3 separate regions of the Mus musculus genome follow, and regions 1 and 2 are each linked to region 3. Evidence: chromatin loops called from intact Hi-C (ENCODE). Cell type or tissue: gastrocnemius. All regions are shown on one strand.

Region 1 (8,000 bases), 480 kb after region 3:
ATAAGTAAACAAAAATCTAAAGTTTCTAATGCAGAAATTCACCACTGCTATAGTGTGTTGTGTGTGTGTGTGTGTGTGTGTGTGTGTGTGCACAGACATGTAGTTTTGCTCCTAAGTCTCCAGGCCCTTCACCCTTCCACTTTCAGGACCTGCTATGGCATCAAGACCCTGTCTATCATTAATGATGCTGCAGCTTCCAGATTCTACTTTCCATGTAACTAAAGCATATCGCATGATCACATGACCAGGATGAGCCAATGAGATTCTTCATGCAAAAACAAAGCAAAATGTTGCTTTAGGGTTCATTCATCATGGCGCATGGCAGCAGCAGCAGAGTCTGAAGGATCAGCCATGGTGACAGGAAGTCACAGGGTCCAGCAGCTCCTGGGCTGAACTTGAAAAAGTGCCTCCCAGCCATGACCTTGTTTTTCACTCAGATTTCTAGTTTACGTATTTAGGCTTGTGGTTGATTTCTAGAGCTTCACACTCTTCTAGAAAATTCCTCATAGCATACATTAGATAGAGCTGGTGTTGGTTGTTGACAGTGAGAATGACAGGCAACAAAAGGGGCGTTTTGGGGGGGTTGTTTTGATTTGAGCTCTACCTGATGCTGTACTTTGTACTGTCCCACAAACAGAGTTTTCATAGGCATAAAAAGTTGTTACCATAACTCCTCACGGCCCAGCACTGGGTTCTCCCAATGTGAAGTTCAAGTGATTGGCATTTAGCTACCAAGTATCATTATTTTATAACACCATGTATTGTGCCCACTCATTGGTCCCAGGTGATCTCCCAACAGCCTCCTGGGCATCAACCATGTTTTGCATTTTTAACTGAGACTTCACAGAAATCTTAAGCTCCACCATTGAGTTTGGTCTCATCATGGCTTACATGCTGGGCCTTGCACTACATCTCACAGCTGAGCCAACTTTAAAATGTGACCTATTTTATGGTGCAGTACAAGCCAAGGCCTCTGAGTCCTTAATATGGGGTGGGTGGGTTGGTTGGTTGGTCTAACATTGAATGTAAGTCAATTGTAGCTTGCACACGTGGGTGTCACGTGGCCTTAGCCAGACCCTGTCAGGGCTCAAAGAGGGTCATGTTTGATTTATGTGTTCTTGATAGCACCTAGCTTTTTATTTGGATTTAGAGATAGCTTTAAACACATCAATCAAATGAGCTGTTTTAAAATCTTTCTTCTCAGCTGTCCCTGGTGCCAGATTGTCTAACAAATAGAGGCATAGACAGATGTAATTTGTGGCTGGTGGAGACAATTCTGTGTCATGCAGCAGGCCAGCTGATGGCACAATCCACAGCCTAGTCCATGCCTGACTCACAGGCAGTAAGTAGACTTCTAACTCATACCCAGATGGACGTTTAACTCCCCCACACATCAAGTAATGAAGGTTTGCCGCAGAAGATTGATGTAAACATTTGTTTGAAACTTGACAGTTGAACTTGGCATTGTATGATAACACACTTTTGCATATCACACTGTTCTTACTGGATTAAAAACTGATGTCTATGGTAACTTGCAAAACAGAACTTGGGCAAAATAATAAGCAGGATATGTGATATCTCATGTATGTACCAGAGACACATAAACAGACACTCCAGTCCCAAACACTTCAATAGGATTACAGTGTTTCTCTCATGATAGCAGGGTGAGAGAATAACCAGGATTTGTGTGCAAATAAAGCTCAGACATAAACATCAGGAATGAGATAGCCCTGGTTTCTAACAGAATTTAAGGATAAATATTTGTTACAGGGCTTATAACTGGCTACTCACTACAGTGCACAAAAAGCTTATTTAAAGTAACTTTTTAAAAAAGAAAATGGAGAAAGACTGTTTTAACAGGAAGAACAGAGGGTAGGAAAACTATAGAGTGACAGGAAATCTCTTTCTCAGAGCTCAGAAAGCAGCAAATACTGACCCTCACTATGGAAATGAGGTTTCTTCGGGTTGTTGCACTTTGGGATATGAAGCACAATGAAGAGCTACTTCTGTGACAAGGAGCCTGGCACTGACCAACTACTAGTGACTAGAGGAATGCCTTATTTCCAATGTTCTTTAGTTTCATCTTGACAAGGAAGTTAAACCCAAAGCACTCATAGCCCCCAGTCTTCCTGGCAGGTCCTGTAGGGTGCCTGTGTGCTTGATTGGCAGGGTCTAGTACAGCCTGAGGGCTCGGTCCTATCCAGATGTGTCAAAGTTTTATTAGGAACACCTGGGTCCCTAGGACACCCTACTGGGTTACCAGGAAATTTGGGTAGGAATGGGTTGGTAACCTTCATACTTTACAAAATCAGCGCTGCTGATAAAAGAAGTGAAACTTTGAAAGGCTGGAGTCCTGCACCTGTCCTGGTCGCTATTAGCTAGCTGCATGGGAACAGCCAAGAGAGCTGTCAGGAGGCCTGTAGACCTAAGCCAGCTGTGCCCCATGGGGATTTAGAGCACAGCTGTGCACGTGCCTAAATTCCATTTCTCAGGTGGCGTAAGTAAATGTCTCTGAAATATGCAGCATGACCTGTGGGTACCACTCTCTGTCTCTCTGCGTATGTAGTGCAGCAGGCGTCAGAACCTTCTTAGGGAGCCTGAAGTGAGGACCAAGGTCTTAGGTGAGGTCAGGGTCCAGTTGTTTACTGGGATTCCAGTATTCGCATGAGCCCATGAATGTGGTACGAGGACGGTAGAAAGTGGGCTGGGGATGGTTGACAAGTTTGTTTTGCCAGGAAGGAGGTGGTGTAAGGGGACATGCTTAGCTCTGTGACTGCTCTACCAACCTCCTTTATCCCAGAGGGACACTCGGATCCAGAGGACACAAGCTAAATGGGACATCAATTGACCTGATTCACCTTTAAAAACTAAAATTAGAAAACTAAGTGTTCTAATGATAATTATTGTTATCAATGGCATGAACAGGGCCTCATTTATAGGCGGAGATAGTAGAAATATTTGTTTGCAACAGGGCCTTACTACACAGCCCTGGCTGACCTGAACTTCTCATGGAGACCAGGCTGCCCTGGAACTCACAGAGATCTAACTGCCTCTGCCTCTTGAGTGCTGGGATTAAAGGTGAGCCCCGCCATGCCTGGCCTACTTAGAGAGTCAATACTGTTAGGCCAACCAACCAACCAACCCCGTATTCAGGACTCTGTAATACACAGATCTGCAGATTTCCATCTTTATTTTTACTATTATGAATTAGTCACCTTAGGTACACATTGTGATGCTTGGTGCCCAAGTTATGGTGTTATTTTTAATCTATACCCCATAAAGTCGTAATACATGGGGTTATAGGCCTGAGAGACTTTTGGAAAAGGTGGGGAACATGAAGAAAACCCTCTAAGTTGATGAAAAGATTGAAAATTTCAATCACTCTCAAACGTACAAGTTTCCAGGTCCTTTTCTGTAATCATTTTGAAATAATTCCTTAAGTTTTCAGAGCATATCCTATAAATATGAAATATGTTCCTCACAACTAGGGAATTACCAGAAGGAGTTCAGGAAGTGCTATTTATGAATATAAGATATTAGAAGCAACCTACGTTTCCTGTTAACATGTCATTTCTTGGCTAAATTATGATATATTTATACAGACCTAGTAAGTCACGTTGCTGAGGAAGATGTAATTACACGGTGATCTGTTGATAATAGAGTGTTTTTTTTGAAAACCTAATAAGCTTCTCTGGGTTCTCTTCTCATCAAATGCATTTACATGAAAATTGGCAATATAAACATGTTGCTATTGGTTTCTTATCAAATTATACTTCATTTCCTCAATTTTTACCACCCATATTTGGAATGAAAATAGCCAACTGTTAATCATTTTAAATGTATTATTTCTGAATTTTATGCGGCCAACTAGGGTTCCTTCAGGTTGGCGGCGCCATCTGCTGATCAACTCGTACACGTAGAGTACAGAGGAAGCCAGTATGTATCAAAACCAAACGAAAAGGATTGAGAAGAAAAGTGGGGAAGAAGCAGGAATCCTGTGGAAGGCTGACATAATTTAACCCTTGCATGGGTACCACTAACGCCCCTCAGCACAGTTGAGCATAAGCTTCATTGTTTATCTTTTTGCTGGGCCTTGTTACTGGACCATCTTTAATTCACAGTTCATGGATGCTGTCAAAGACAGAATAGGAGCTACAGTCAGGAGTGCAGGTGAGAGAGCAAACTGTAATGACCAGTAGGTCCGAGGCCCAGGGTAAAGAAAAAGAGCCAAATAAAAGATGTGCGTGTGGGAAGGGGCGCGTCAGACTGGCTCAGATGTAAGGTCACGAATGGGGAGAATTCTTCAGCACAGGAAACTAGAACAGAAGATCCTGATGGGTGTTTTCTGTAGGCTGGAGCATCCGACACAAACAAGTGTGCCAATAGCTTATAGGGAGTAATGAGAGGTGTTATTTCTGCTTACTTATTATAGATCACCTATATTTTTTGTTCACAGAGATATAATAAATGATTTGTCCAACACTTTCTCAATTCCCAGGGACACTATGTTTACAATAATTCTCAAACCTGTCCACCTTGCTAAGGAGGGCAGATCCACTAATGTATTAGTACTAATGCACAATAAACTTGTCAGTAGTCAATAGCGCCTTGTGGTGGTTTGAATGAGGATGCCCTTAGGCTTCGTATATTTGCATGTTTGGTTCCCATCTAGGCTGTTTGGGAAGACTTGGGAAGTGTGGCCTTGTTGGAGGGGTTGTGGGCTTGAAGAAGGTGTGTCACTAGGGGTGGGTTTTGAGGTTTCAAAAACCTACACCAGGCCTAGTGTTGCTCTTTTTGCCTCCTGCCTGCAGATCAGGATGTAAGCTCTCAGTTACTGCTCCAGCACCGTGCCTTCCTCCCTGCCACCATGCTCCCTGCCAATTAAATGCCTCCTTTTATACGTAGTCACAGTCATGGGTTTCTCTTCACGGAAACAGAACAGTGGCTAAACTTCATCTTAGCAACTCTGACATCCATTCTACAGCTTTACAAAGGCCCCAGGTCACAGGTGTTATAATTGCCCCTACATAACACAGGCATACTTATGTATTTGCAGTCTCCTGTCCCCTTGCTAGCTCCACATGGTAGTAAGCAGTGATTTTGTACCTCACCAGTATGATCCCTTCTGTGTGCAGATGCCCTCTGATGCCTCCAGCCATCTATTACGGAAGACTACTTTTTTAGAATTCTCAGCTGTATGTCCATTCACTTTATAGAAAAGATAGGTGTGAGCCTGTATTAGGAGTAGATCGTGGACTGGTCTCTGTTGGTAGGGTGCTTGCCTAGTATGCACAAAGATTTGGATTCGATCCACACCACAGCATCAAGCTAGGATTGATGGTGACAGACTCACAATCTCAGCACTCAGGGATATGCTCAGCCTTGACAGAGAGGTACAGATAGACAGACAGACACAGACAGACAGAGAGTAGGCTTGTACAAACCCATGCATGTGCGCGTGTGCACACACACACACACACACACACCACACACACAGGCCTGGTCTGTTTCTGTGACCTGTAAGCAGAATTTACTATGAAGCATCCTGGTTGACTCTATGGAGTTGTTCTCTTTAAAAAAAATATATAATGCTGGGGCTGGACAGATGACTCAGGGGTTAAGAGCAGTGGCTGCTCTCCCGTAATCCGTACCACCCAGCTCACAACCATCTGTCACCTCAGTGCCAAGGGATCCATTGCCCTGTTATGGACGTCTCGACATCAGGCACTCACATGGTGCAGAGCCATATATATATAGCTGAAACATACATGCACGTAAAATAAATGATAAATAAATAAATAAACAAACAAATAAAGCGTACAGGTGAGGTTGAGCCTTGACATGCTAATCCAGGGCCTGACACCTAAGCTAGGCCAGGAGGGATGAAGCAGCAGGATGTGATCATCTTCATGTGGAATTTCCTCACACACGTGCCTCCACACCGGGGCAGTCTGATGATTGTAAAGCAACTGGACAGCACACGTAGATTGGGAGTCATATGAAATGCATGACGTGAAGAATCTGGTGGCTGTTTCTTGGGCAGGAGGAGTATAAGGCTTGGCTTGATTGACCATAAAAGTTCTACTTGTTAAGAACAAGTTGGGCCATGGTAACTGAGCAGAGCTAGAACATAAAACTTGTTTTGGAGTACAAGAAGATCTTAGAGACACAGTGTGTCCTTAAACCTAGGCTACTCAGCCTCTGAGAATGTCGATGTAATTGTAAACATGTCTAACTCCATTTCTAGCAAGTGCTGATCATAAGGAGACTTATGTCAAAACTGGTACTGCCTTCATGGTCATTTCTGTTACATGTTCAACACTGTCCAAGAATATTTGTGGAAATAAACAATTAGATTAGTCCCATTTTATGAAAGTCAGCATACACTCACAATGACATTTAAGTTTAGATAAACAGTCTATATTTTTAATTATTGATGAAGTCAAATAGGTTTTTCAGTAATAGTTGAAAACATATTAAAATGCATCCTGTACAAAGAAGTTCAGGAGAATTTGGAGAACCAAAGGAAGTTGTAGTAGTAAAAATTGAGGCCTCCCAATATATGTCCTACAGATAAACATCGGAACGAAAACAAATGAGCTACATAAATCTCAAAACAACTTCCATATGTGAACTTCATATTTTCCATACACTTAGAAAAAAAGTGAAGAAAAAGTACTCCTGAACTATCTCACAGTAATGAGGAAAATGCTTCGGAAAGAATGCTAAGTCTTGAATCTGAAAAGCCCCTCAAGTGCTTGAGCTTTTGGTCCCCAGCTGGTGGCACTGCTTTGAGAAGTTGTGGATCCTTTGAGGCACAGACTGACTGCAGTGGGCCTCATTTCTTTGTCTTTTTTTTTAAATACATTTTTATTAGATATTTTCTTCATTTACATTTCAAATGCCATCCCCAAAGTCCCTATACCCTCCCCCTGCCATGCTCCCCAACCCACCCACTCCCTCTTCCTGGCCCTGGCATTCCCCTGTACTGGGGCATATGATCTTCGCAAGACCTCTCCTCCCATTGATGGCCGACTAGGCCATCCTCTGCTACATATGCAACTAGAGACACAGTTCTAGGAGGTACTGATTAGTTCATATTGTTGATCCTCCTATAGGGTTGCCGATCCCTTTAGCTCCTTGGTTACTTTCTCTAGCTCCTTCTTTAGGAAGAGAGCTATAGGTGTTCCATCCTATAGATGACTGTGAGCATCCACTTCTGTATTTGCCAGGCACTGGCATAGCCTCACCAGAGACAGCTATATCAGGGGCCTGTCAGCAAAATCTTGCTGGCATATGCAATAGTGTCTGGGTTTGGTGGTTGTATATGGGATGGATCCCCAGGTGGGGCAGTCTCTGGATGGTCCTTTCTTCTGTCTCAGCTCTGAACTTTGCCTTTGTAACTCCTTCCATGGGTATTGTGTTCCCCATTCTAAGAAGGAATGAAGTATCCACATTTTGGTCTTCATTGTTCTTGAGTTTTATGTGTTTTGTAAATTGTATCTTGGGTAGTCTAAGTTTCTGGGCTACTATCCTTTGAGGCACAGACTGACTGCAGTGAGACTCATTTCTAATCCACACTTTGGCTCTTAGCCTACCAGGATGTGAACACATAGAACAAACAGTTCCCATTGCCATCAAGTCCACGGTGCCTTCTTCCCCACTGTGATGGACTAAGCCTACTGTGCCTGAAGAATGGATCCTGCCTCTGGCAGCTACTCACAGTGGCAGATACAGGGAGCAAAACAGTCTGGGAAAGAGTTGAGACTGGGAAGGAGTCAGCAGGTTCGTCGGTGGACTGCAAAGGACTCCCAACCAAAGAAAATGACCTTAGGTGTGAAATACTGGAAAGAAGTGTTGCCCTTACGAAGGACTTAGTAATGGGCACTGGATGAGATGAGTCAATCGTGAGAGCCCATCTTTCAGAGAGCTAAAGGATAAAGAGATGGAAAATACACTCTAGTTGGAAATTCCCTGAAAATGGGAAAAAGAGGCAAAGC
Region 2 (8,000 bases), 330 kb after region 3:
TTTTTTAAATTTTAATTTGAAGCAACTTATTTATGAATGTATGGATTTTTTTTTTTAGGTTCTGTGAATGGTAGAATATGCCCTTATTCAACCTTTCCCCCCTTATTTGTTTGGTTTAAGCATCAGCACTTCTGAGGCTCCTTCTCGTTGGCTTGCCCACTTTTAATTTCTCGTTCCTTGGGGAACTTGTGTTACAAACAGAAGAAACTTGTTTCCTTTTTCCTGTCACCCCGCAAGGCTTTGCATGCTATGGTTACTTGGTTGACTCTTTGTTTCTCTTTATTACGCATGTGTGACTCCCTTTCTTCCTTCTAATTTGACATCTTGAAATTATTTGTCCAGTTACTTTGAAGTTTTGTGTATTTAAAGAGATGGCTTTCAGAAACATTTCAACATCTGTCCATGTAAATCTATGTGTTTTTCCTGTCTCAAATTTGGTAATTTTGCTACCAATTCACCAATTGACTTTCTTTCCACCCCCCCTTCCCCACTGTTCTTCATTCATTAAAATAATTTGCCTATTTATTCCCTGATCCTTATTTCCCAGTTTAATTTCACATGGAAATCTTTGCTCACATATGCCAGGGAGCTCCGAGATAACTTCACTGCCAGTTGGTGACGTTGGTACAGTGTTCCTTTTAAAATCTCAAATCTCATCTTCCCTTTCAGTTGTCTCTTTAGAAAGGAATTTTTTTTTTTTTGGTTCCCCTAAATGATTTACCCCTACCAGCCCATGAAGTTATACTTTGTGACAATTTGAATGTGCGACACATGTTTCATCTTTCCTCTTTCATGGATGTTTTCCACTGAGTGTATAGTTTTGAACAATAATTTTTTTTAAAGAAACCTTATGATATGCCTCGAGCTGGGTGGTGGTGGCGCACACCTTTAATCCCAGCACTTGGGAGGCAGAGGCAGGTGGATTTCTGAGTTCAAGGCCAGCCTGGTCTACAAAGTGAGTTCCAGGACAGCCAGGGCTACACAGAGAAACCCTGTCTGGAAAAACCAAAAAAGGGACATGCCTCGATCATCTTCAGCCTAGGTATTTATGCGTTGATAAAAAAGGGTAATCAGGACCATTGGCATATCAACTTTATTCTGGACTTCAGAAATCATGACTCTCTCTATTGGTATCCATCCTCCCAGGCAGTCACATGGTTAGGGAGAGCTATTTGCATTTTTGTTAGGCTGGGCATGTTGATTGTGTCTTAGAATTCCTGCTGTCTATTGAGAAAAGCAGAATGACGTATCCCATTTTGACAGTGCATTGTTTCCTTGGGAGAGAGTCTAAGTTTCTGCATTATGTATTCTATTTCACTAGGAATGTTAAAGCTTAAAATATTCTTTCTAGTTAGTTTTATTTGATGTCCCCATTTTTCTTTCTGTAATTCTTTGAGACGTTATACAATGTATTTTGATCCTACTCTCTTCTAGCCCCGGACTTCTCCCAGATCCCTTACTCTCTTCCCTACCCAACCAACTTTATGTCCTTGCTTTTTGCTTGCTTGTTGTTTTAAAAACTCATCAGTTCTCATTTGTGTTGCTCTTATAGTCTTGGGTGTGTGGTCATCCCCAGGAGCATGGTTAAGTATCGGCTAGAACCAGGCTTTTAAAGAAAACTGACTCTCCCCCTTCCAGCATCTATTAACCGCTGATAACTTCTCAGCTAGGAGTGGAATTTCATGCCCACTTCCCCATACTTGGATGAGATTTTGGCTAGAGCATACCTGATCAAGGTACAGAGAATACATGGCTATCTGGTGGTTTGAATGAGAATGGCTCTAACAGGCTTGTGTGTTTGAATGCTTGCTCCCCAGTTAGTGGAACTGTTTAGGAGGACTGGGAGGAGGTGTGGCCTTATTAGAGTAGGTGTGACCTTGCTGGAGAAGGGTTGTCACTAGGCTAGGCTTTGAGGTTTCAGAAACTCACACCGTGCCCAATCTACTCCCTTCCTGCCTGCAACTTGCAGATTCGATGTGAGCTCTCAGCTACTGTCCCAGCGCCATGTCTGCATGCCCGCCTCCCACCTCTCTACCACAGTGGTCATGAACTAATTCTCTGAGACTGTAAGCAAGCCCTCAATTAAATGCTTTCTTTTAAATGTTGGCTCAGTCATGGTGTTTCATCATAGCAATAGAATAGCAACAAGGGCACCATCTTTAAGAACACCTTAAAAGGTGTTAAAATACATTAAAATTTGATGTTATTATAACTAATTTTCTTTAAACAATTTCTGCTGAGGACTCAGTGAGTCCTTTTGATGCAAACCTCTGTGAGCTCAAAGAAATGTACTACTTGCATTTCTTAAATTACACTGAATATATATATATATTATCTCTCCAAAGCATTGTGCTCCATTTCAGCCTCAGTGAGATGAGTCAAGCCAACCATTACCGGATTTCACCACCAACCTGGAAGGTCTGCAGCCCTCTTTTAACCCACAGAGAAGCTTTCAGCCCAATTCTTCAAGTTTGGCTACTCTCACATCACCTCTGGATCATTTCTTTGATTTCTTTTGCACCTTCAGACAAAATAAGCCCCCTTAGTCCCTCTAAGATCCAAGAGATATAATGTTGTCTCTTCCTTTTCATGGTCTGCTGAAGCTGGAGGAGGCAGCCAGACTCATACTCAGAGGTGCCTTAAGGAACCATGTTTACATTTTTTTCCCTATGTGGCTCTCTAAGCATTTCACCACAGGACTTCTAGAAATATATCTCTTCGATCATTCCTGTCTTCTTTATCTTTTAAATTTGGTAATTGTGATAGTGTTACATTCTTGGAACATTCTTGGGTACACACAGAACTTTGGCTACAAAATTTCATCCTTAAAAGGTTTTTCAGCCAATGAGAGTTGAGTTTGCCCTGCCTTGGCTAGTTTAAGGTTCCCACCTGCCTTTGTTGGAAAAAGTTAGTTGTATCTCCCTTCCCCCTTGGTACCCATACATGGACTTGTAGTTTATCAGACTGTGGATATATTAGTACTGGCAAATTACCATCAGAAGTTTTGGGCATCACTGTTCATAGCCTAACAGGAAAGGAGCGGTGAAGTCAGCATGCACCACAGAAATGGATAAGGAAAATCGAGATCACAGATAGAGAGACACTTGGTCTCTCACAGATGATGAGAAGCTTGGATGGGTCTCTCAGTAGAACTTCCTGCGAATGAAGTGATGGCTGACTTTTCTGTGCCTTCTACCAACATGGGAAGGGATTGATCTCAGGCTAATCTATGATCTGTTATAATATTAATCTGACTTCTTTATATGTTGTACAGGCACATGGTCCAAGAAGCTACTGAGTAAAAACTGAAGGTTCAAAGACTTCTCTCCAGGATTTGGTTGGCTCAAGAGACCCTTCAAGTCTATGAGGGAAGAAGAAGAGAGTTAAGGAATATAAAAAAAAAAAGAGTCCATATGAAAAGCTTTGCTGGGTTCAGTATGTACTGCCCCGATGAAATGATGGACTTGATAATGGGGCAGGACCAAAGGAAAACATTTATGCTTCAGAAGTGCAAGATACTGGTGGACTTTTCCAAGGCTATTCATGCTGGTGGGTAATATTGAAAGTGCTTACTGCCCGAGGGAGGCTTTGCCCACCCCGTGCTCACCTGCCCTGCTGTGGCAGGAGTATGAGATAGAGGCTCCTTTGTGGTTTAGGTTGAGGAGAAGGGGGACATCTAGTGGTAATTGCAACCAGAAGGTCCCTAGGAACACAACTTAGTGCCCCAAATCAGACCTCCTGACGTGACAGCCAGTCAAACATTAAATCGCTTATCAGGAATTTGTCCATCCCTCAGCCTTAAGTTTAGGAAAGAGGTTGCCCACTTTGAAGTTCCCCGGAAACAGAGTCACAAAGGCAGTGACAGATAGCTCCTATAGAAGACAGCAGGAAGGAAGACTGTATATGAGTTTCTAGGTTCTCTGCTTGTCTAAGAGTCTCTCTCTCTCTCTCCCTCTCTCTCTCTCTCTCTCTCTCTCTCTCTCTCTCTCTCTCTCTCTCTCTCTCTCTTTCGCTCTCTCTCTGTGTGCTTGTGTATCTGTGTATGTGTGTGTGTATTTGTGTATGGTGGCTAGAGGAACAGGGAAACTTAACAACAACAACCCTTATTAATCTATGTAAAACATTCACCATTTCACCTAAGAGAAGACTTTTTTCCTAATTTGCTTTGGGAGGATGGGAGGCAGGGATCCATAGGAAGTTAGTTCATGGTAACTCATGAGGAAGGCTTTGAACCAGGTACTGTTTGCTGTTGTTGTTGCTGAAGACCAGTGTTTGGTTCTCAGCTCCCACATGTTGGCTCACAACCACCTGTAACCCCAGGTCCAGAGGATCCAGTGAGCCTCATGGGCTTCTGTACATACATTACACACATATATATTAGTGAGGGCGTACATGCATGCACATGGATAAAAATAATAATAAAAAATAAATTTAAAAATAAGGAGGATTTGTTGATGAAATATTTTAAGGTCTTCAGCAAAGGATTGTGTATAATATATAGCTTCTTGTTTAATTGAGAAAAAAAAAAAAGGTTAGAAACACATTTCTGGCATATAGGTACAAGAAACAGAAGTCTTTTCAGTGAATCTGCACCAGAAGAACACTGGTCTCCATGGAGTTTAGAGATCTGGAGCCAGAGAAGGAGATTCTTTTATCTTCAGCCTGGTTTGGCGAAGAGGCCATGGCTGCCTGGAAGGGGTCACTATCCCCCCTGAGATTGTCCAGTAAGGCTTTTGTTTGTTTGATTGTTTTTTTCTTCACTGCTTGGTTTGGGTTCAATGATTGCTGGGAAAACAGTCTTCATTGATTTCAAGCTTTGATGTGCAGATATTGTTTTGTATGAGATAGTTACCATTTTCATAGTAAAGCTGCAATTTTTTAATGAAATATATTAAGAAATGGAAAGTAATTGACTAACCAGTGCCAAGTGGTCAGCCCTGAAATCATATAACACAAGTAATACTAAATAAACTCAATAGGCTTCATTTGTATATTTATGCAATATATATGGAACAATAACAATTAAAGAAAAAGAGGCCAAGAATTTGAGATGAAGTTAGGAACACATGGAGAGGGCTGGACAAAGGAAAGATAAAGGGAGAATGATGTAATTATATATGTTTTAAAAACTTTAAAGATATGAAAAGTAGGAAAAATTAAAATCTATCTCACTTACATAACAATCACTTTGGGCAAGCATTTTGTATAAATATAAATAGTATATAAGTAATCTTGCCTTTATAGCTTTCATAGAATGTTATCGGATAAGCATGTCCCCAAGAGAGCTTTGTCCTGACCACAGTCATCCCTCTGAGTGTCCCTGTAGCATCACAAAGCTTGCCACTTGTCTATAAAACACAAAGAAATTAGATGCAAAATTCTCCATCACCATGTGTAAGCGTGGACAACAGAGGTTGTCCAAATCTTACCAGTATGACTGTTCCTTGTCCATGCTCAAGGTTGGACAACTCTAAACAGCTCCAGCAAACCTTTTCCCGAGTGTGAGAATTGGCTACCAAAATTGCCTTTCTCTGGACTTAAACCAGACTTCCCCTGCCTGTTCCTTTGGGTTTGGCAGTGAGGGTGGAATGTGAGTGAGTCTTTTAACGCTGGCATCTTCCCAAGACCACGTCTTTCAGATTTCTCCTCTCACTGACAAATCCTGGCCTACAATCAGTTTTATAAGATGTAATTTTCTGGAAACTGAACCTCTGGTAGGCTAATTCTCAAACCTTTGCTCATGGCACAGAAACACTTGCACAAAAGCATTGAGAAGTTAATGAGTTTTCACTTGTAAGCATTTTCAAGGTGTTCCTAATTCAAAAGAGTCGATCTCTGTGACTAGCCAAGGTTAAAGTTAGTTAGACAATCAGATGTTTCTTCCCATGATTTCATGTCTGTAAATAAAAGTTGTGTAAAATATATGTACTTGAAAACATAGAAGATAAAATTGTTTGGGTTAGAGAGTTTACTCCTTAAAGAAAAAGGCTCAAGCTTCCATTTATCTGAGAGAAATGTTGCATGATAGGCAGGGTAGTTCTCTGTCTCTTTGTCTCTCTCTGTTTCTGTATCTCTCTGTCTCTGCCACTGTCTCTCTATCTGTGTCTGTCTCTGTCTGTCTCTATCTCTCTGTCTCTCTGTCTCTGTCTCTCTCTCTCTGTGCACACATGCGCCTCTGTGTGTGATGCATACCCACCTGTGTGCCTTGAAACAGAGTCTCTCATTGAACTTTGAACTTGCCTATAAGTCAGCAAGCCTAGGCGATCCCTCTCTTCTCCAGCAGACATTGTGCTGAGGATCCAAACTCAGGGGCTAAGAGCCATGCAAGCTCTCCCCTGAGCTGTATTTCCAGTCTCAGTTTTTCCCTTTTAAAGAACTAGCTCAGTGTGCAAGATTCAGTTCACTGCCTGGAGTTTGAGATAAGCTCGATAGGAACTACAGAAGACCAAGGTGCCAGCATTGCCGTCTTTCTTTTCTTGGAGGATGTGGAATGGAAACATGTGAGAGGACAGGGGAGAAGCCACAGCTGATATGCCAGCTGTCCTTGACACAAGCTAAAGTCATCTGAGAGAATGGAACCTCAACTCAGAAAACGCCTTCCTAAGACTAGCCAGTAGGCAAGCAAGCCTGTAGGACATTTTCTTAATTAGTGATTGATTGCAGGGAGCCAGCCCATTTTGGGTGGGGATATATACCTGAGCTGTGGTCCTGGGTTTTATTAGAAACACACTGAGCAAGTCATGGTGAGCAAGACAGTAAGTAGCATCATTCCATGGCCTCTGCATCAGCTCCTGCCTTTGGGTTTTTACTGAGTTTGAGTTCCTGTTTTGCTGTCTCTCAGTGAGCTGTATGTGATTCAGGACATGGAAACAAATAAACCCTTTCCTCCCCAACTGCTTTTGGTCATGGTGTTTCATCACAGCAAGAGTAGCCACTAAAAGATAAGCAAAGCTATTGCTACACTAAACTGAAAACATCTATCTCAATTTCATATAACAGTGAGCATTCACATCAGGTCAAAGGAGTGAAGCTTGACTCAGGTCAACTCACTGGAGAGGATCTGGTCCAGGTCTATCTCTTTCTTTTTATGGGATAAACTCAGACCCATTCTTTTCATAACTATGTTGTCAGTTTGTCTAACGGGGCTTGGAGCTGGTTTATTATCATATCTGCTCCTGAGTTGTTATGAAGCAGTAAGGCACCAGCCAGCTGCGAAGTGAAGGTGTGCTGAAGTATACTTTGATTATAGTGAGGCCCCAGCACAACGTAAATGCAAGGGCTGGGAAGATGGCGCATCACTTAAGAGCTAGTACTGCTTATGCAGAGGGTCTGAGCATGGATCCCAACACCCATGTTGGTCAGCTCACAGCCACTTGTAACTCTATCTCCAGGTGCTCTGATGACCTCTTCTGGCCTCTTCTGGCATTTGCACCCACCTGCACACACAGAACCAATCCCACACAGATATACACAATTAAAGATAGAAATTTAAAGATAGAAATTTTAAAAAATGTAAATGCAGAAAGCTGTGAATAGCTGTGGTCACAATCTATCACACCGGGGATAAAGGGATGGCTTATCAGAAGAGCCAGGGAACTAAATCCTAGGAGGATGAGAAAACTTACAAACAAACACAACAAAACACGCTGGGGTTTAGAACAGCATTCCATCAGCAGGAGGAGCAGGTACCAGGAAGGAAAGGATACATGGGTCAGCGTGTTGTGTTGTGGGGAAATGAAGGACCTAAGCAGAGAGCAGGGTATATGGGAGGAAGCCTGGAGGTGACAGTGTAGGGACAGGTTGAAGCCAGATCACAAAGGGTCTTGTGCACAAACAGAAGCTCTTCTGTTTAAATAACCGTATAGACATGGAGATCCATATGAGACTCCCAGACTTGCCTTTGACAAAAGGCCACTGTGGGAGGAGTATGTGATGGAAGTTGTCAAGTCTGGCAAGGTCTGAAGGCAATTAGTTCAGAGGGTAGAAGGGGCTGGAGAAGA
Region 3 (8,000 bases):
AGAGGCTCTTATACCTATGGTTGGAAGGCAGGAAAACAAAACAAAACAAAAACAACAACCAAACCAAACCAAACCAAACAGAAAACAAAACTCAAAAGATTAAGGTGAAGAAAGAGGGAGGAAATGATCTAAATCAAAATAAGTCTGCAAAGACAATGTTGAAAAAAAATGCGTTTCTGATAGTGTGGGATGAAGGTTTCAATCCTGAGTCCCAAGTTTCAAGATTCTAGGTTTCATGGTCCTTTGACTTTGTAGAAATGACCTATCTACTTACTAAGAGGCCAACAGCCCCTCATTGCCTGAAGACCCTAAATGGTGTTTTCTCCCCAAATCACCTTGTCTACTCACCAAGATCTGCCCTTTCTAACTTGCTGATCACAAAGCTAATGGTTATGATTGTTCTTGGTGGTGTGCTGGGGTTGGATGACAAGGAAAGAACATGGCCTCTGTTAGCATTTTGTCTAGGCTCCGCCCCACATTACCTGCCAACAGTCAGGTGTGCCTGACTCATTGTAAAAGGGGCAGCTTGGCTCTTCTTCTGTCTTTCTGGCCTTCTTGCTCTGTTCTCTCGCCCCTTTTCCCTTTCTTCCCATTCCCTTCCCCTCTCTCTTCATGTTCTCACGGCCAGCTTCTACTTCTCTATTCTCTCTCTGCCTTTCTCTGTCTCTACTACCCTCTCAACTTCCCTCCCCATGCTCTGAATAAACCCTATTCTATACTGTACTGTCGTGTGGATGGTCCATCAGGGGGAAGGGATGGCTCAGCTTGGGCCTGCAGAGGCAACCCCTTCCCCTACATCTGACTGCTCATCCATCAAACATCTCTCTCTCTCTCTCTTTAATAAAACACAACAGCCTCAAAGAATCTTTGTTTCTTAACTAAAAGATGAAATAAAAGGAGGAGGACATGATGACGACTACTAAAGTATGGAGACAGTTTCTACTGTAGATATGAGGGAGAAAGCAGGCAGGGGGAGAGTCAAGGCGGGACACAGTCAGCTGACCAAGAGATGCTGCCTGGGCCAGGAGGCCAAGAGAATTGTAGCCAAAATGGCTGAGTTACATTATATAGTGTTCAGGCTTGGGGTGGGAAGTGGAAGCCCAGCCCTTAGGAGAAAGGCTTTCAGGTAGCAGCATGCACTTTTATATGTTAAATATGTACTTTACTTAGTAAATTGTCCTGGGTTTCTTTGAGTCCTAACAGTTCCCACATTCCAGCAGAAATCTGCCAGTGGGTGGGTTGTGAAGTTAAAGGGTGAAGGAGGGCTTGAAGGACCCTCTCTTAGGAATAGGATAGTTATAAATAAAATAAAGTGTTTCACATACAAGTGTTTCATCTTTTCTCATAACCTGATGTTTCCCTAACTGAATAAATATGCAACTGCATCTTTTTTGTTACTTGTTTTATTTTTTGAGACAAGGGCTTGTGGTGTAACCTCAAGTTGGCCTTGAATTTCTGATCTTCCTGCTTCAGCCTCTCCAATTCTGGAATGATAGACATGTGCCATGATGCCAGACCACCATCTAGAATAAATTTAAGATGTTGTATCTCAGAAAGTGGCTCACGCTACCCCATCTGACACTGAGTCTGTGTTAAGGTTGTTTTCCATGCCTCTGGAGCAAGCCCACTTGCCCAATAGTTGAGCTGTAATGCTTACTTACTCAGTGTTTCCATGTTTGGGTGACAGCTTTGTTCTTTCTGTCTAGAATCTCTCCACATGTTTACTCCAGTGGAACAAAAACAAAGTGTTAATTCTTGTTGCTTTTGCTAAAGCCAGCCCTGAAAGCACAACAGCTTCAAGAAGTCTTACTTATTCAAAACATGCAAGCGTTTGTTTGGTTTTCTTTTGCTTGTTTTCTTGAGACAGGGTCTCATACTGCTTTGTAGGTCAGACTAGCTTTAAACTCAAAGCGATCCCCTTGCCTTAACCTCTGAGTGGCAGGGATTTTTTTTTTTTAATATAAAACCATTGTGTTGGCTTGAGAACTGTTGAATGCCTTTCAGTGCTGTCCTGTATAGTCTTACTATAGGGAACACATACACATATAAGTAAAAGTTAATTTTATTAAGGTAAAATATTATTGCTCTTCTCCTCTCAATTTTAGAAAATGAAATATCGTATACGACAATCAAGTGTGGCTGGTTTTTGAAAAAATATCAGTACATACAAGGAGTCATCAAAATTTTTATTTGAGATAGGGTCTCACTGTGCAAGTTAGTTCTTGAACTCATCATTCTCCTCCCTCAGCCTTTCCAGTGCTGAGAATATAGGTGACATCATATAGTGACATCATGCTTGGCTTGAACTTTTGAGGATACCAAGATAGGAAAAGAAGTATAAACAATCAGTTACATAGTGGACATCAGCAGAATTAAGTCTTAGCAATAGATGAATTGGGTATAACTAGTATCCAGTGGGTTATGGCACTAATTTATAGCCAGTGCAAAATATGAGCATTTTCTTCATTTTATCATAGCCAGGTTTCTCTTCTGATATAACTGAGGTTCTAGTGATCTCTCATGTAAGAGTCACGGTGAAATTCAGGGAAACTGAGGACCAGTCTAAGAATTCTCCAGACTGGGGCAGTGAGTTTGAGAAAAGAAGAAAAGATGTTGTCTTAGTCAGGGTTTCTATTCCTGGACAAAACATCATGACCAAGAAGCAAGTTGGGGAGGAAAGGGTTACACTTCCACACTGCTGTTCATCACTGAAAGAAGTCAGGACTAGAACTCAAGCAGGTCAGGGAGCAGGAGCTGATGCAGAGGCCATGAAGGGATGTTCTTTACTGGCTTGCCTCCCCTGGCTTGCTCAGCCTGCTCTCTTATAGAACCCAAGACTACCAGCCCAGAGATGGTCCCACCCATAAGGTGACCTCCCTCCTTGATCACTAATTGAGAAAATGCCTTACAGCTGGATCTCATGGAGGCATTTCCCCAACTGAAGCTCCTTTCTCTGTGATAACTCCAGCCTGTGTCAAGTTGACACAAAACTAGCCAGTACAGATGTATACACAGATTCTTGGTGAAACAAGAAGAGAACAAAGACGTAAGAGCAGAAATGCATGACAGAGACTCCCTCCATCTTGGGTCCAGCTAGGGAAACTCTTTAAGCCTGGCAGGATGTTGTTAAGTGGTCCTTTGGCTTTGCTGAGTACCTGCATTTCTGTAGTACTGGAGAGCACTTCTCAGTGGTCAGAGCAAAGAAGACAAAGTCCGGACCCCAGCATAAAATTCAGGAGGAAAGAAGCACCATGAAATGCCTAGAACACCAAAGAGCATGGAAGACTGTGGCCAGTGGGTGGTCAACTCTGATGACGGGAGCTCTCCTTTGAGAAAATTTACAAAATGATTGGCTCAGGAAAATTTTGCAAGTTAATATTTCCTGAACTCTTGGAAAATCCTCCCCTCCTCTCTCTTTTTAAAAAGCAGCTATGTTCCAGAGGTGTTAGGTGCTCATTTCCTGACTGGAGATGGAGCTCAGCTGTAGATTGCTTGCTTAGCATAAACAAGGCTCTGAGTTTAGTTCCCAATGTTGCATAAAAAGACCCAGCACTCTTGAGGGGGAGTCAGGGAGATCTCAGATTCAAGGTCACCTTTACCCAATGCTGAGTTTCAGACCAGCTGGGTTACAGAATGTGAAGAAACGTGAATTTCCTTCTCCTTACTCTCTTATGTCCCCTTATCTTCTCCCCTTAGAAATGTGTATTTGTTTTTTGGAGTGTCTTACTAGTCATTCATATGCCTTCATATTACTTCTCATTTGAATCTGATCATCTACCCTATGGGAAGTTTATTATAAATTAAATATAAAGTTTTATATAAGTCAATTGACACAAAAATAAATGTTCCTATAATTTAAAAGAGTAAATAGGTGCTGGGGAGATGGGCTTATCATTAAGAGCACTTGCTGTTCTTATAGAAGGTCATCTACAATCAACTGAATCAACTAGAAGTAACTACAGTACCGGGGGGCTCTGACACCTATTTCTATCTATCCTCCTTGGGCATCTGATAACACATATCAGAGAGAGAGAGAGAGACAGACAGAGACAGAGACAGACAGAGAGAGACAGAGAGAAACAGAGAGATCAATTATTTTGGTGGGGTTCATGCTAATTTTTATATTCACACTAGGGGGCACTGTGTAGTTATTAAGGCCCTTAGTGTGTTTGCTGTTTTATACTAATGTTGAATTCGAAACTCCTTTATGTCAGTATTTTACTTTCTGTGATAACAGTAGGATATGAAAATGTGTGTTTTTTTCTTCTATAACAGAAAACCAAACCAAACCTAACCAGAATTAAAACAGTGCCTGCTGTTAGGAGAAATGTACATTTGCAAGAGTATGGATTTCTCTTGGCTGTTTTTTTTTCTTTTTTGGTTATAAATTCACATTAGTTGATACAGCCAATATACAAACCACAGTTGTAGCAACCGGAGGAAGAAACAGGATATGACCCCTTCTGTAAGATGCTCATAATATCCCCAAGGAGGCTGGTTAAAATTCCATCTCTCTGCAGCTTAGTCAGAACCCGCTCTTCCGCTCCTGTTTTGGAATGGTTAGAGCCGAGGCTGAAAAGTTACAGAACAACAGCTTCGTGGCTAGATGTCACGTGTTTCTTCATAGAACAAGTTCTCCGGGATCGCCTTGTGACCTGCCCCAGTGCTGCTCAGCCCTTGACCGCAGTCTTGCTGGGGCCCAATCTCTGTTGGGCTGAGGAGGATTCGGGTTCCAAGTCTCCTGCTGTCCAGCTTTGTCATCAAATCAGCCACAAGGCTTTGTCCAGGATCACGGCATACCATAGAAAATGTAAACTATGAATTAGGGAGATTTGAGTTCTCCTATAGACAAATTTAACCTAGCATTGAAACTGCTTTCAAGATTATTTAAGCTATACCTCAAAATATTCTTAAACTTAATTTTATTTGTATACACACTTCATTCAATTATGTTACTTAATATTTTAGAAATGATGTGTCCTCGTTAATTTTCATGTATAATATTTATTAAAAACACATATTGTCTATAGGCTTGCTGCTTATATGGTTGTTATTTGTGACCTTGACCCAAGGTCCGTTCGCTCTGCACTGAAGACCAGATTTACCAGGGGCTTGCACCTGACTGCAGAGTTTGCAAATCCTGGGGCTGTCTTGGGCAAAGCATTTGATTCTCCCAGCTCCGTCCTGATGAGAGTAATAATACCTTCAACATGGTCACTTCACACAGATTAAATGCACGAAAGTGACAAAGTTGGCAAAGTATCTAAAGGACTGTTCTGTGCTCCCATTGCGTCTAATTTCATACCATCAACACACGAGAGCTGCAATAAAAGTTGTGTAGTTAAATGTTCTAAGATCACCCTGAGGCGGAAACACATTTCTTGCATAATGGTGTCAACAGAAAAGTGTATTTACTATTCAGAATGCAAAATAAATTCAAATGATTTTCAATAAATGTTGCATGCTAGAATGTTTTTTTTTTAACTTAAACAATAAGTAGTGTTGGGATTTGAACTTAGGACCACGTGTGTGCTCAGCATGTACTCTACCACTGACCTGGATACCAGGTTCCCAGAAGAGCATTTTGATTCATTTTGTGAATGGTTTGAACAAAAGGAATAAACCAAATAACAGAAGTATGACCTATATTTTCTCAGTGCTTCAAATGCATGTTGCTTAACAAACCACTTTGTGAAGTCCAGTCATTTTCGAGGACTATAGGGAGGTTCCTCAGAAGAGTAAAGAAATAATTGCTGTAACCCAGCAACCCTACTTCTGCGCCTATTTCCAAAGGATTTGAAATCAGTTTGTTGAAGAGATGCCTGATCACCCAAATTAACTATAACACCACACACAACAGCCCAGCCATGGATCCAACCCAAGCGTCATTATGGTTTATATAACAGGATACTCTTTTGCCATCAAAAAGTAGAGAAGTCTTTATTCATCCATAAAGAGAGAAATTATGTCATTTGTTAGAAAATGGATGAATCTGGAGATCAACATATTAAGCAAAGTTGAAGCCAAACTCAGAGAGACAAATATTGCTTGTTTTCTCTTACTTTTTTGGAACATACACACACACACACACACACACACACACACACACACACACACACACACACATTTACTTGTTTTTATTGTGTGAGGGGGTGTTCATATGTCATAGTATTCACATGGGTGGTCAGAGGACAACTTGTGGGACTAAACTCTCTCCTTCCACTGTGTAGATCCTTGGGATAGAATTCAGGTCGCCAGGCTAGGCAGCGAGTGCCTCCGCCTGCTGAACCATCTCAGCAGACCTGGATCCTAGACGTTATGTAGTGTTTATAGTCTCACTGCACTCCCTGTTCAATCTCTTTGCTTCATGCTTTCACTTGAAGATGTAAGATCTCTGCTTCCTCCTCCTGCTGCCATGTTTCCCCACCGCGATGGGCTCTGTTTATCCCACCCTCACCCAGCCCCGATGTCTCTGGCCTGGGTTACTAACTCACTAACCTACGGGTTGACTTAACAGTTGTAACTTAACACTATCAGGGGTGGTTTCTTCTGAGTGTGGGCTGCTGTTCTCTTTCTAATAAATACAGAAGCTAATGTTTTTTCCATGCTAAGCAGACAAAGATCCCCTTTGAGACGTGTAGTCTGAACACCAAACACAGGACCCATTATCTCTGAAACAGTAAGGGCCACATTCAGTCTCTAGAAATGGCTGGGGATCCACTCACATTCAGAAGCATAGAATTTTCACGCATCCATAACGTGATGCCAAACTGAGTTTTGACTGGTGACGCGTGCACCTTATGCTGCGATGCGTACAGGGTTGCACACTGATGGCCGCGCACGGCGCAGAAGCCCACTTCAGACTGCCCGCCAGGAATTCAGTATTGTTTACAAACAAACAGAACCCAAGGACTTCACATTAAAACAGAAGGGGTTCCCAGACATACTGAACGTTGTGTGTGCTTGTGAAGAAATAAGATTATACTTCTTATATATTCTGGATATACTGTTGCATTCAGAATCAGAGATTAAAAACAGACAAAAGAAAACAAAACAAAATTGGGGATTGCCCTGAACTGGTTTATGCACAAGGAGGTGTGGAGCTGAAGATCTGAGCTTATGCATAAGTGGTAGATATGAAGTTAGGGTTCCCCAGACAGACAGACAAAGGAGTAAGCTGATCTCTTAGAAGGACAATATCCAAGCAAGGGTACAATTTTAGGCAAATTTGTAGCTTCTGCTGTATCCCACAGAGGAATGGTAGAGATCACCTCCTAGAGGGGAAGGTATCCAAGGTCCAGGCAAGAGGCTGGGCTTTGAAGATTTGGTCATGGGCAAGATCTCCCCAGGGTTTTCAAACCTTCAGATAGTTTAAGTCATGTGCAGGTGGTAGCGTGGCTCTCGCGACTGAGCATAGGCTTCTAAAGACACAGAAGGAGAAAAGGCTGAGGCTGGGTATGGTGGGTACCAAAAAGTAGCAGCAGGGATCCAGGTCCAGAACAAAAATGATTTGCTACAGGGATTACTGGTTAATTCTGATAAATCCTTGTTCAAACTTTCTCCCTCCCTCCCTCTCTCCCTCCCTCTCTCCCTCCTTCCCTCCCTCCCTCCCTCCCTCCCTCCCTCCCTCCCTCCCTCCCTCCCTCCCTCCCTCTTTTCCATCAGGCTAGGAATACACTAGAAGGTTCAAGTGATCTCTTCCCTCAGTCTCCAGACCATCCAGGACTCCAGATGCTCTAACTGCATCTGGCTCCATTTTCTTTTGCAAAGAACTGCTGGACACTGATCCAGAGCAGATACACACTCACCAGGGAACCTAGGAAACCATTCTTAATGTAAACACATGAGGGCACACTTCGGTCTTGGGGGTCCTTAGGACTTAGCTCTTCCACCAAGGTCTCTGTGTACACACTGGGTTTTGGTAGAGTAGGAAGAAAACAACTTTGCAGCTCAGGGATTTGACTGTTTCCAGTCTGTCGGGTCGAGACACTCTGCTCTTC

Evidence for each region. Hi-C counts contacts between places; a loop is a spot of excess contacts. Peaks named below come from ENCODE experiments on the same cell type or tissue, not always from the same donor. Only the 100,000 strongest peaks of a DNase experiment are listed, where the experiment ranks them.
Region 1: a loop joins it to region 3, with 17 times the contacts of the local background. A loop is called at or near these places in 20 of 42 quality-filtered maps.
Region 2: it touches region 3 in a loop (4-fold over the local background); 22 of 42 quality-filtered maps call a loop at or near these places.

What each region holds. Positions count from the first base shown.
Region 1 is chr4:58,262,401-58,270,400 of GRCm38, reverse strand. It overlaps the pseudogene Gm30907. Among named protein-coding and RNA genes, the nearest start is that of Musk, 20 kb to the left of the region's middle. In gastrocnemius, a CTCF peak has its summit at 3,898 (motif pointing left); a DNase peak (open chromatin) is centred at 3,899.
Region 2 is chr4:58,415,094-58,423,093 of GRCm38, reverse strand. No RefSeq gene overlaps it. Among named protein-coding and RNA genes, the nearest start is that of Mir3095, 22 kb to the left of the region's middle. In gastrocnemius, a CTCF peak has its summit at 3,681; a DNase peak (open chromatin) is centred at 5,590; H3K27ac peaks cover 276 bases.
Region 3 is chr4:58,745,850-58,753,849 of GRCm38, reverse strand. No RefSeq gene overlaps it. Among named protein-coding and RNA genes, the nearest start is that of Olfr267, 36 kb to the left of the region's middle. In gastrocnemius, a CTCF peak has its summit at 4,130 (motif pointing right); a DNase peak (open chromatin) is centred at 4,702; H3K4me3 peaks cover 666 bases; H3K27ac peaks cover 1,813 bases.